3 separate regions of the Homo sapiens genome follow, and all the other regions are linked to region 3. A link is a contact called in ENCODE Hi-C or POLR2A ChIA-PET data. All regions are on one chromosome and are shown on one strand. Each heading gives the region's core, a stretch centred on a gene start or an enhancer-like site at or near the end of the contact. The rest is flanking DNA. Distances are from core to core; before and after follow the strand shown.

Region 1 (3,122 bases), core at 582-3,081, 75 kb after region 3:
AAGTTGAAGTCCGCCTTGTACAAAAAACAAAAGCCTCCCCTTTCCAATGCAGAAAGCCCCAGAGACCGGGGCCACTCCGCTTGCCTTCTCTCTTGGCCAGTGTGGCCAGGACAGGGGCCGGGGAAGTGACAGCTGCCCTGCTCAGGGGAGAGAGATCCCAGTCCTGGCTCGGGTCCTCTCTGGGGCCATACCCCAGGAGCAGCTCGCGGAGCCTGTCCCCGCTGACTCCCACCGGCTCCCGCCTCGCCCGGCAGCCCAGGCCCCGCGACCCCTCCCCCTAGGACCTCCCAGCCTGGCCATCCGAGATGACCTTTGCCCCTTCCCCACAGAAGCCCAGACCTCTGACCCTTATTAAAAACAAACCAAACAAAATCTGGAGAGAAAAAAAATTCTCCACAAACACCTGAGAGATGATCGCGTGTCCCCGGCGCACGTACACACACACACGAGCACACACACCCCAGCCTCAGACACGCGAGGCCGCCTCCACATAAACACGCTGCTGGAGGGCGGGTTTTGTTTATGAAACGTCCAGGTTTCTCTCAACTTTGGGACGGGTGTGGACTGTTTCAGAGTTTTCTGCGGGATGAGGGAGCCTGCGGGCGGCAAGGATGTATTTTCTGCTTTGTGCTCTTTGCTGGTTCAATCCGGGGAGGGGGATACGTGAACAAAAGGACCAGGAAACCCAGGAAGGGGGCCCCGGGGCAGCACCCCCACCCCCAGGGGAGGTCGGGCTCCGGGAGGGCAGCCCCGGGGCCTGGGAAGCCCGGACTGGGCCTGAGCTCCGGAGGGCAGGGCTGCTAGCCCGTGTCCCCTCCGCGTCCCCGCGCTGGGCCCAGGGTCTGTCGCTTCGAAAACGTCTGGGACCGCTGGGCCGGGGTTCCTGCCCCCTCCTCTCCTGGCCTACAGCGCCTGGAAACCAAGGAATCCGCCCGGAACAATGGCAGGGCGGCTTTCCAAAGGCAAACAAGGAACGATTTGGCTTTTCCTTCCCCCGGCCCCCGAACCACCACCTAAGCGGGCGGCAGGGGCAGGTCTGGGGGTCCAGGTGGCCCCGGCGCGGCGACGGGACACACCCGCGACGCCCTCGTGGGCCAGGCCCCGCTGCGCATGCGCGGGTTGGGGCGCAGGCGGCCGCGGCCGCCCGCGCAGCCTCGCTCTGGCCCGGTCTCCGTGGCAACGGGCTGGGGGGAGGGGCCGGGCGGCGCGGGCCGCGGTGGCTGCTATTTCTGCCGCTTCCTGTTCCTCGTGGCCACGTCGCCATGGCAACGGTGTTACTCACCGCGGCCGCTTCCCGGCTCGGCTGGCGCGCGTGACCCCGGCCGCTCGCGCCCCCTCGTCTCTCACTTGCTGTGTTTTCCCCTCTTCCCCCGGGCGTCCTCCTCCTGCACCCCGGGTCCCCCAAGCAGCGCGCCCCGGTGCCCCCCACCCTTCCCCCTCCTCCCCGGTGCCCACGGCCCGGGACGAGGGGGAGGGAGATTGATGGGGGACGCTTATTAAAAAACATTGTAACCGTTTCCGTTTTTATTACGTTGACAAGGGAGCGTTATTTACTGTTATTGTTTGCCGAGCGGGCCGCGCCGGAGCTCGGGCGGCCCCCCGGGAGCTCACCTTCAGGCCGCGGCGGGCGGGGGCCGGGGCGGGGGGCAGGGCGAGAGCAGGGGGCGTCGGGCGGCCGCGCACCCCGGGGCCCTGCTCCTCGCCCCTTCCCCCGCCACCCCGTCCGGGCCCCGCGGCGGGGCGCGTTGGCGCGGGGAGGGACTGCAGAGGCCCGGTGACTCGCGTTGAAGGAGAAAGGCAACAAAAAATAAAAAAGGAACAGATGACTTCATTCTCGGGAAGGCTCCGTCCTACACGGACCAATTTCCTGGGGACTGTGGTGGAACAGCCCTGCTGCCGTTGGAAGCACTTAAAACTAAACCAGATAAAGACCAGAACATTCTGGGCCCTGCTGAACCAAGCCAGGGCAGGCTGCCGGGGCATGCAATTTCTGGCCACATGGGGAGGTGGGTGGCCTCCCTCCACCCTCAAAGGGCGCCTGGCTTCCAGTGTCCCAAGATTGCGGGTCCTGTGGGGAGGTGTCCACCGGGATCAGATGGGCCTGAAGGACGCCCCCAAGCCCCTGCTGGGATGTTAATGTCATCCTGCTAATTAAAGTTTGTGATTCTGTTCCTAACTCAGCTCCCCACTCTTGGACATTATCAGCTCAAATGCATACAGTTGCTGCTCTGGACAGGGAAGCCAGAGGAAAAAGCCTCTGCAGTGCACACCATACCATGGGTTCAGAAAAACAAATGTTGGCCGGGCACGGCCCGCCTGTAATCCCAGCACTTCGGGAGGCCGAGGCAGGAGGATCACTTGAGGCCAGGAGTTTGAAACCAGCCTAGTCAACATGGCAAAACCCAGTCTCTACTAAAAATACAAAAATTAGGCGTGGTGGTGCACGCCTGTAATCCCCGCTACTAGGGAGGCTGAGGCATGAGAATCACTTGAACCTGGGAGGTAGAGGTTGCAGTGAGCCAAGATCATGCCACTGCACTCCATCCTGGGCAACAGAGCAAGACTCCATCTCAAAAAATAAAAATAAAAAAGTGTTTACACTTACAAGCAACTCCTAGTGAACAACCCAGGTTTTGGAAACAACTTTCAGAGACCCCTTTAGCCTGTTTCATGTTTTCTTTTTCTTTTTCTCTTCCAAGGACATGCGGTTAGCCTTTGGTCACGGAGACCTTTGCCCTTTCAAGATAAAGTGATCTTCAGCTCTCTTCCCAGCACCAGCCGCTCTCAGCTGCACAGCCCTCCCTGAATGTGTGAACCAAAGTCACTGGTTCCAAGAAGAAAGAGCATCCTCCATCCCCACCCCACCCCCACCCCCACCCCACCCCACTCCCACCCCATCCCACCCCAGCGCTTGTGGAGTGTAAGACAGAGGTTCCCAGCCCTGAGATACGGACAGGCATCGGGCAGGCCTATACCTCCCTCCACGCCGAGTCACCAGCACTCACCCCACAGGCTGACCGTCCACGCAGAGCTGGTGGTGGGTTCAGAGGGTTTAGCTGATGCGAGAGTCGGAGCCCTGGGCAAAGTTTGTGACAAAATGACAGTAGACACCCAGTGTTGCA
Region 2 (3,006 bases), core at 319-2,818, 98 kb before region 3:
CTCCCGGGGTCAAGTGATTCTCCTGTCTCAGCCTCCCAAGTAGCTGGGATTACAGGCAAGTGCCACCATGCCCGGCTAATTTTGTATTTTTAGTAGAGACGGGGTTTCTCCATGTTGGTCAGGCGGGTCTCGAACTCCCGACCTCAGGTGGTCCGCCCGCCTTGGTCTCCCAGAGCGCTGGGATTACAGGCATGAGCCACTGCGCCCGGTCTCCACCATCTTAAAGTATCAAATTTCCATGTCTCAGAACTGTCCGCAAATGTCAGCCCCGCCCATAGCTTCAACAGAGCATAGGCCCTAACTGCAACAGAGCCTAACGAAGTCCCCATTCGTCATAACTAGCCAGCCCTTCCCCAACTCCTTCCCAATAGGATCTTCTCTCAAAGCACACTTCCCCCACCGGGCCCTTTAAAAAGCCTCAGGCTGTAATGCCGGCCAGAGCCCTTCTCAGGTTTACTCTCAATAAATCCATCTCCACTGTACAGCTGTCTTCTCCCCTCTTCCTTCCTTTATCTTATTTTTTTTCTTTTGAGACGGAGTTTCACTCTTGTTGCCCAGGCTGGACTCACTGCAACCTCTGCCTCCCGGGTTCAAGCGATTCTCCTGCCTCAGCCTCCCTGGCAGCTGGGATTATAGGTGTCTGCCACCACACCCAGCTAATTTTTTCTATTTAGTAGAGATGGGGTTTCACCATGTTGGCCAAGCTGGTCTCAAACTCTCGACAAGTGATCCACCCGCCTTGGCCTCCCAGTATGCTGGGATTACAGGTGTGAGCCACTGCGCCCGGCCACTTTCCTTAATCTTTCTATCCCAACAAGATCAAACCTGGAACTCCATTCCACCTGGGAGGTGAGAGGCCCAGGTGCCGTCCATTTGTCCGGGGTGAGCAGGGGCTCAGTACGTTTAACATAATAGCAAATTGGCCTCAGGTCTCAAGGTGGGGTTCAATGTCAGCTCTCAGGAGTTGGTGTTCTGATGCGCACACAGCACCTACAACTGGGCTGTATGCACACATACGAATCTGCGGCTAAATCTGCAGCTGTGCCTCCCCAGGAAGGCAGACAGTGTGGGGAGGAGGGAAGAGGGGGGCAGGGGTTAGTCCTGGGGCAGGGAGGGCGGTGCTGCCCACTGGAGCCACAGCCTGGGTGGGTGGAACCAGATGTGAGCTTCATCCGCCTCCTTCCCTGCCAGCTGTAGCTCTTCTGGAGATCTAGGAGCTCAGCGTTCTCGCCTCTGCCTCCCTGGGGGATTCTATCTGCAGCTCCTACCACCAACTCCCACTCCCCCACTCCTACCCAACTCCACTGCCAGGTTCAGCAGGCAGAGGGGAGAGGGGAGGCCGGATGGGGGGCTCCCCCTGGGGGCAGCAGACAGGAGACCTGACCCACCTGGGCCCAGCTTCTCAGCTGGTTTTCTCATCTTTCCTGGAGGGCTGGACTAAGTCTCCTCCTTCCTTCCTGAGCACCTACTATGTATAGCCCTGTGCTAATGCTGTGGATACCTCTGTGCATAGGCTCACTGTATAGTGAAACAGACATGAATCAAAGACACCCACAAATATGTGCTGTGATGGTGAGACTACAGGCAGCTCAGCGTAAAGGCCCTAAACCAGCCACAGACATCAGGGGAAGGCTTCTGGGAGGAAGTGACATGGTTGAGCTGAAAGCAAAGGTTAGGGCTAAGGAGAGTGAGTGGAGGGAGGGGAAGAGTAGGGGGCAGTGGGAACTGTGAGCTGGCTTTTATGAGGGGAGACAGAAGAAGGGCTTGCTGTTGAGGGAAGGGCAGTTTGATGTGGCAGAGGTAAAGTGGTGGCAGGGGGTCTGCTAGGGCCCTGGTTAAGCGGGGTCTTGCAGGACCTGGGCACCAATAGAATCCAGACCACAGTGTCCCCATCCCCCAGTTGAGGAAACTCATAGGATGGGACCCAAAGAAGCAGGAGGGCCCAAACTCGGTGGCTCATGCCTGTAATCCCAGCACTTTGCAAGGCCGAGGTGGACGGATCACCTGAGGTCAGGAGTTCTAGACCAGCCTGGCCAACATGGCAAAAACCTGTCTCTACTAAAAATACACAAATTGGCTGGGCATGGTGGTGTACACCTATAGTCCCAGCTACTCGGGAGGCTGAGACAGAAGAATCACTTGAACCCAGGAGGCAGAGGTTGCAGTGAGCCGAGATTGTGCCACTGCACTCCAGCCTGGGAGATAAAGTGAGACTCTGTCCCCTTCCCTCCACCACCAGAAAAAAAAAAAAAAACGAAAAAAAAAAGCAGGAGGGCTTAGTTGGGGTTAGAAGAACATCTCAACCTGGATTTCAGACCCCACCTTGAATGGACTGGCCAGAGACAGAAACAGAAATTGGAAGCTAGGATCTGAAGAGGCCTGGTGGATGGGGCCGGCCCCAAAGTGGATGGGGAATAGAAAGGGCCTGTGATCCACTCCCCTAGAATATCCTTTCTTCCCACTATCTTAGTAAAACTCCTATACAACCTTCAGGACCCAATCTAAATGCTCCCTCTGCTATAAAGACCTAACAGACCCTCCCAGGCTTTACCCCATCTCTGATTTCATTCACATTTCACCTGTGTCTTCTAAAACAGTAATCTTTCTTTATTCCTTCTTTTCCCCTTCTTCCCTCCCCTCCCTCCCTCCCTCCCTCCCTTCCTTCTTTCCCTCTTCTCACTCTTTCTTCTCTTTCTTTCTCTCCTTCCTTGCTATGTCACCAGGCTGGAGTATAGTGGCACAATCATAGCTCACTGCAACCTCTGCCTCCCAGGCTCAAGAGATCCTCCCACCTCAGCCTCCTGAGTAGCTGGATTACAGGCCTGTGCCACCACACCTGGCTAATTTTTGTATTTTTTGTAGAGACGGGGTTTTGTCATGTTGCCTAGGCTGGTCTTGAACTCCTGGGCTCAAGCTATCTGCCTGCCTAGGCCTCCCAAAGTGCTGGGATTATAGGTGTGAGCCACCACACCCCACCCAAAACCATGATCTCTCGTTGAACATCTA
Region 3 (2,897 bases), core at 318-2,817:
AGCCTGGAGCACTGGAGGACTTGAAAGTGGTCCAGTGAGGCTGGGAGTAGGGAGGGAGAGGCAGGGGCTGGGAGGGACAGGGCAGGCCTTCCTCCACCAGTTTGAATTCCGTTAGCTTGAGGGTGTGTACAGCCAGGAGGGGTGGAGGGGCTGAGAGGAGGCCGAGCCACCACTGACCAGGTGGAGGGGTAGGGGGTGAGCCTGGACCGGGGCAGGTGCTGGGTGGAGGTGGGGGAGTGAGAGCCAGAGCTCTCAACCAAGCCTCTGGGAGGCCGCAGGGCCTGGGATCGCAGACCCGAGCCTAATCCCTGCTCAGCCCAAGAGCTGTAGCCAGAAGGTTCTTAGTTTCCCCTCAGTAAACTGAGGTTCAGGACATTTCTGGGGCACTTGCTCTGTGTGACTGGGCAAGGGCTGGGCAGGCATTTCCAGCATGAACACGCTTTCCCAGGCCCACTGGTTGGAGGGCACCGAGGGGAGAAGGGGGACAGAGGAAAGGAGCCGGAAGCAGGATCCAGAATTTGAACCTAGGTGGTCTGACTCCAAGAGGGCCCTCTCTCTCACTTGACTTCAATAGTGACATTAGCCAACTTCAATAGTGACCCCAGGCGCGGTGGCTCACGCCTGTAATCCCAGCACTTTGGGAGGCCGAGACGGGTGGATCATGAGGTCAGGAGATGAGACCATTCTGGCTAACACGGTGAAACCCCGTCCCTACTAAAAATACAAATAATTAGCCGGGTGTGGCTGCGGGTGCCTGTAGTCCCAGCTACTCGGGAGGCTGAGGCAGGAGAATGGCGTGAACCCGGTAGGCGGAGCTTGCAGTGAGCCGAGATCGCGCCACTGCACTCCAGCCTGGGGAAAGAGCGAGACTCCGTCTCAAAAAGAAAAAAAAAAAAATTGACCCCAGTAGTGACAACAGTGACTCACCTGCCCCATGGGCTTCCAACTGCGATGGTTGTGCTCTCCTTTGACCCTGTATCCTGGGGGACTGCATACGGTAATTATATTGTTACTGCGCCTTTTTAGAGATGAGAAAACTGTGGTCAGTAGCAGAGTGGCCTGACCAGGGCTCCAACTCCCCCGTCCTACTGCAGATGATGTGGGGCAGTTTTCTTAGCACAGGCTGGAAAGCTCTCTTAGGTAACACGTGGATGACAGCGTGTGACCCGGCAGAAAAGAATTGTAATTCCGGGTGGCTGTACGACCTTGGACGGTCCTTTTGCCATCTCTGGGCCTCGATTTACCCAACTGTACAATTCGCCCCGTGAGTCTAGGAAGATTTGCTGAGCGTCTGCCAACTGGCAGATGAGGAACCGAAGTTCAGAGAGTTGAAAGCACTTGCCCCAGGTCAGGCGGCCGGCTTCGAAGCCGGATTCCGAAGGCGTGCCCTGCCCTCGGCCCCCAGCGGTGTCGTCCTGCCCCCAGGGGGCCGCGATGCGGGGCCGTTCCAGGCCCTGCCAGCCTGACGTCAAGCCCGGCCGGCGGGGCCTCGCTCTGCACAAACAGACGCCGCAGGCCAGCGTCGGGGCCGGGGGCGGCGATGACTCAGGGCCCCGAGACGGGCCGGGAAGCGGAAAGTTGTGTGCAGATGACATCAGCCGGCCGCGAGGGCGGGAGGGGGCCGGCTCCGGGAAACGGCGGCCTGGCGGGCGGCCCGGGGCAGGGCGTGGAGAGGCGGCCGCGGGGCGGGGGCGGGGACGCCGGGACGGGACGCTCGGGACCACGAAAAATGTCCCCACTCCCGCCCGCCCCGGACCCAGGCCCCGGAGCCCGGCCCCGCTTTTCGCCGGCGAGGAGCGGGCTTCACCCGCCTGCAAAGACTCCGCGCTCCCCCGCGCTCCGGAGGCAGCCGCATCCATCCTGCTGCGTCCCTGCATTTTAATTACCGCCGTATTAATATTCATGAGCCGGGACTCGAGGGGGACCGCGGGCTGTCATTTCCCTCGCCCGCCCTTCCCCCACCGCACCCCTCTTCCCGGGCTGAGTCGTGGGCTTTTTTCCTCCCGTTCTCAACCCCGCTCGCACCAACCGTTGGTGCGCAGCAGATTTGGGGGAGGGGGGTTGGTGTGAGTGTGAGCATGAGTGTGAGCGAGTGTGAGTGGGGAGGGGCCGAGTGTGAGTCTGTGCCTGTGTCTGTATGCCTGTGTGTACGTGCCTATGTGTGCCTGTGTGTCTGTCGGCAATCCCAGGGCCGTGTGTGCACATGTCTCTGATGTCTCTGTGGGGCTTGGAGAAGGGCCAAAGTCTGTCCAAGTTAGCAGGGCCTGACTGTACAAATGGGGAAACTAAGGCCTGGAGAAAGGCTGGGCCTTGTCCAAAGCCACCCCATAGGTCAGTAGCACAGGGAAGCCAGAGCCCAGGGTCTTGCGTTTGGCCGACTCTGCTCCCCGACTCTCCCGTGCTGTTGTTTGTAACAATGGCAGACAGGATGTGCTGAGCCGGCACCTCTCATATGGCCTTCCCAGCAAACCTGTGCAGCACGTGGTCCTATCCGTCCCCCGTGCACATAGGGAAACTGAGGCAACTGGTCCAGCCAGTGAGGGGTGGACTGGAGCCCAGAAGTGTCTGAATCCCAAGTCCCTGGGTTTAACGGCCCCACTGTGATGCCTCCTGGGGAATTGTGGAGTGTCCTCACTGGGGTGATCCGGGGGTACCTGGAAGTTCCTGGGTGCCCGGGCATCAGGGGGGTGTTTCCCCAGAAACACAGCCCACATTCTGTTTCCCTCCCAAGTCAGTCATCAGATGAGGCTGCCTTCCTGTGGCTCTCCCAGTCCCTCTCTGTCCTCTCCCCATCCCTGAAGCCTCCCAGGAGCTGCCCTGCACACCAGGCCTTCCTCCCTGGGCCTGAGGTCAGGCAATCACTCATTCATTCATCCAACAAATGCTTCAGTGCCAGT

The links. A loop is a pair of places that touch in the nucleus more often than their neighbours do. ChIA-PET counts read pairs that join two places held with the same protein, here RNA polymerase II (POLR2A). Pooled maps may share reads with other maps.
Region 1: a map of B cell shows a loop between it and region 3 (15-fold over the local background). The contact joins the enhancer-like site here to the promoter of LINC00963 in region 3. A Hi-C loop is called at or near these places in 72 of 168 maps with a recorded cell type or tissue (B cell, CD14-positive monocyte, CD4-positive, alpha-beta T cell and 41 more), 11 of 37 single-sample maps with no recorded cell type and 44 of 50 pooled maps. POLR2A ChIA-PET finds 5 or more read pairs at or near these places in 19 of 52 experiments (A549, CD4-positive, alpha-beta memory T cell, CD8-positive, alpha-beta memory T cell and 14 more).
Region 2: a map of CD4-positive, alpha-beta T cell shows a loop between it and region 3 (1.8-fold over the local background). The contact joins the enhancer-like site here to the promoter of LINC00963 in region 3. A Hi-C loop is called at or near these places in 13 of 168 maps with a recorded cell type or tissue (CD4-positive, alpha-beta T cell, Caco-2, HCT116 and 9 more), 9 of 37 single-sample maps with no recorded cell type and 17 of 50 pooled maps. POLR2A ChIA-PET finds 5 or more read pairs at or near these places in 27 of 52 experiments (A549, AG04449, AG04450 and 20 more).

What each region holds. Positions count from the first base shown.
Region 1 is chr9:129,411,905-129,415,026 of GRCh38, reverse strand. No RefSeq gene overlaps it. Among named protein-coding and RNA genes, the nearest start is that of LINC00963, 75 kb to the left of the region's middle. RefSeq lists an enhancer at 1-142 and silencers at 724-863, 1,004-1,213, 1,324-1,493, 1,514-1,593. Within about 2 kb of position 1,831, at least 41 of the 41 ENCODE cell types and tissues checked have a DNase peak (open chromatin) inside an H3K27ac peak, as active enhancers do; they include B cell, CD14-positive monocyte, CD4-positive, alpha-beta T cell and 21 more, where a contact is called at or near this core.
Region 2 is chr9:129,585,031-129,588,036 of GRCh38, reverse strand. No RefSeq gene overlaps it. Among named protein-coding and RNA genes, the nearest start is that of C9orf50, 35 kb to the left of the region's middle. RefSeq lists enhancers at 1-355, 936-1,045. Within about 2 kb of position 1,568, at least 6 of the 41 ENCODE cell types and tissues checked have a DNase peak (open chromatin) inside an H3K27ac peak, as active enhancers do; they include CD4-positive, alpha-beta T cell and HCT116, where a contact is called at or near this core.
Region 3 is chr9:129,487,330-129,490,226 of GRCh38, reverse strand. It overlaps LINC00963 (long intergenic non-protein coding RNA 963), which reads right to left and starts at 1,567. Exons shown (of 5, transcript NR_038955.1): 1 at 928-1,567. LOC124900275 (extensin-like) reads right to left here and starts at 278. Exons shown (of 4, transcript XM_047424330.1): 1 at 1-278. RefSeq lists silencers at 63-357, 1,362-1,721 and enhancers at 1-409, 1,730-2,389.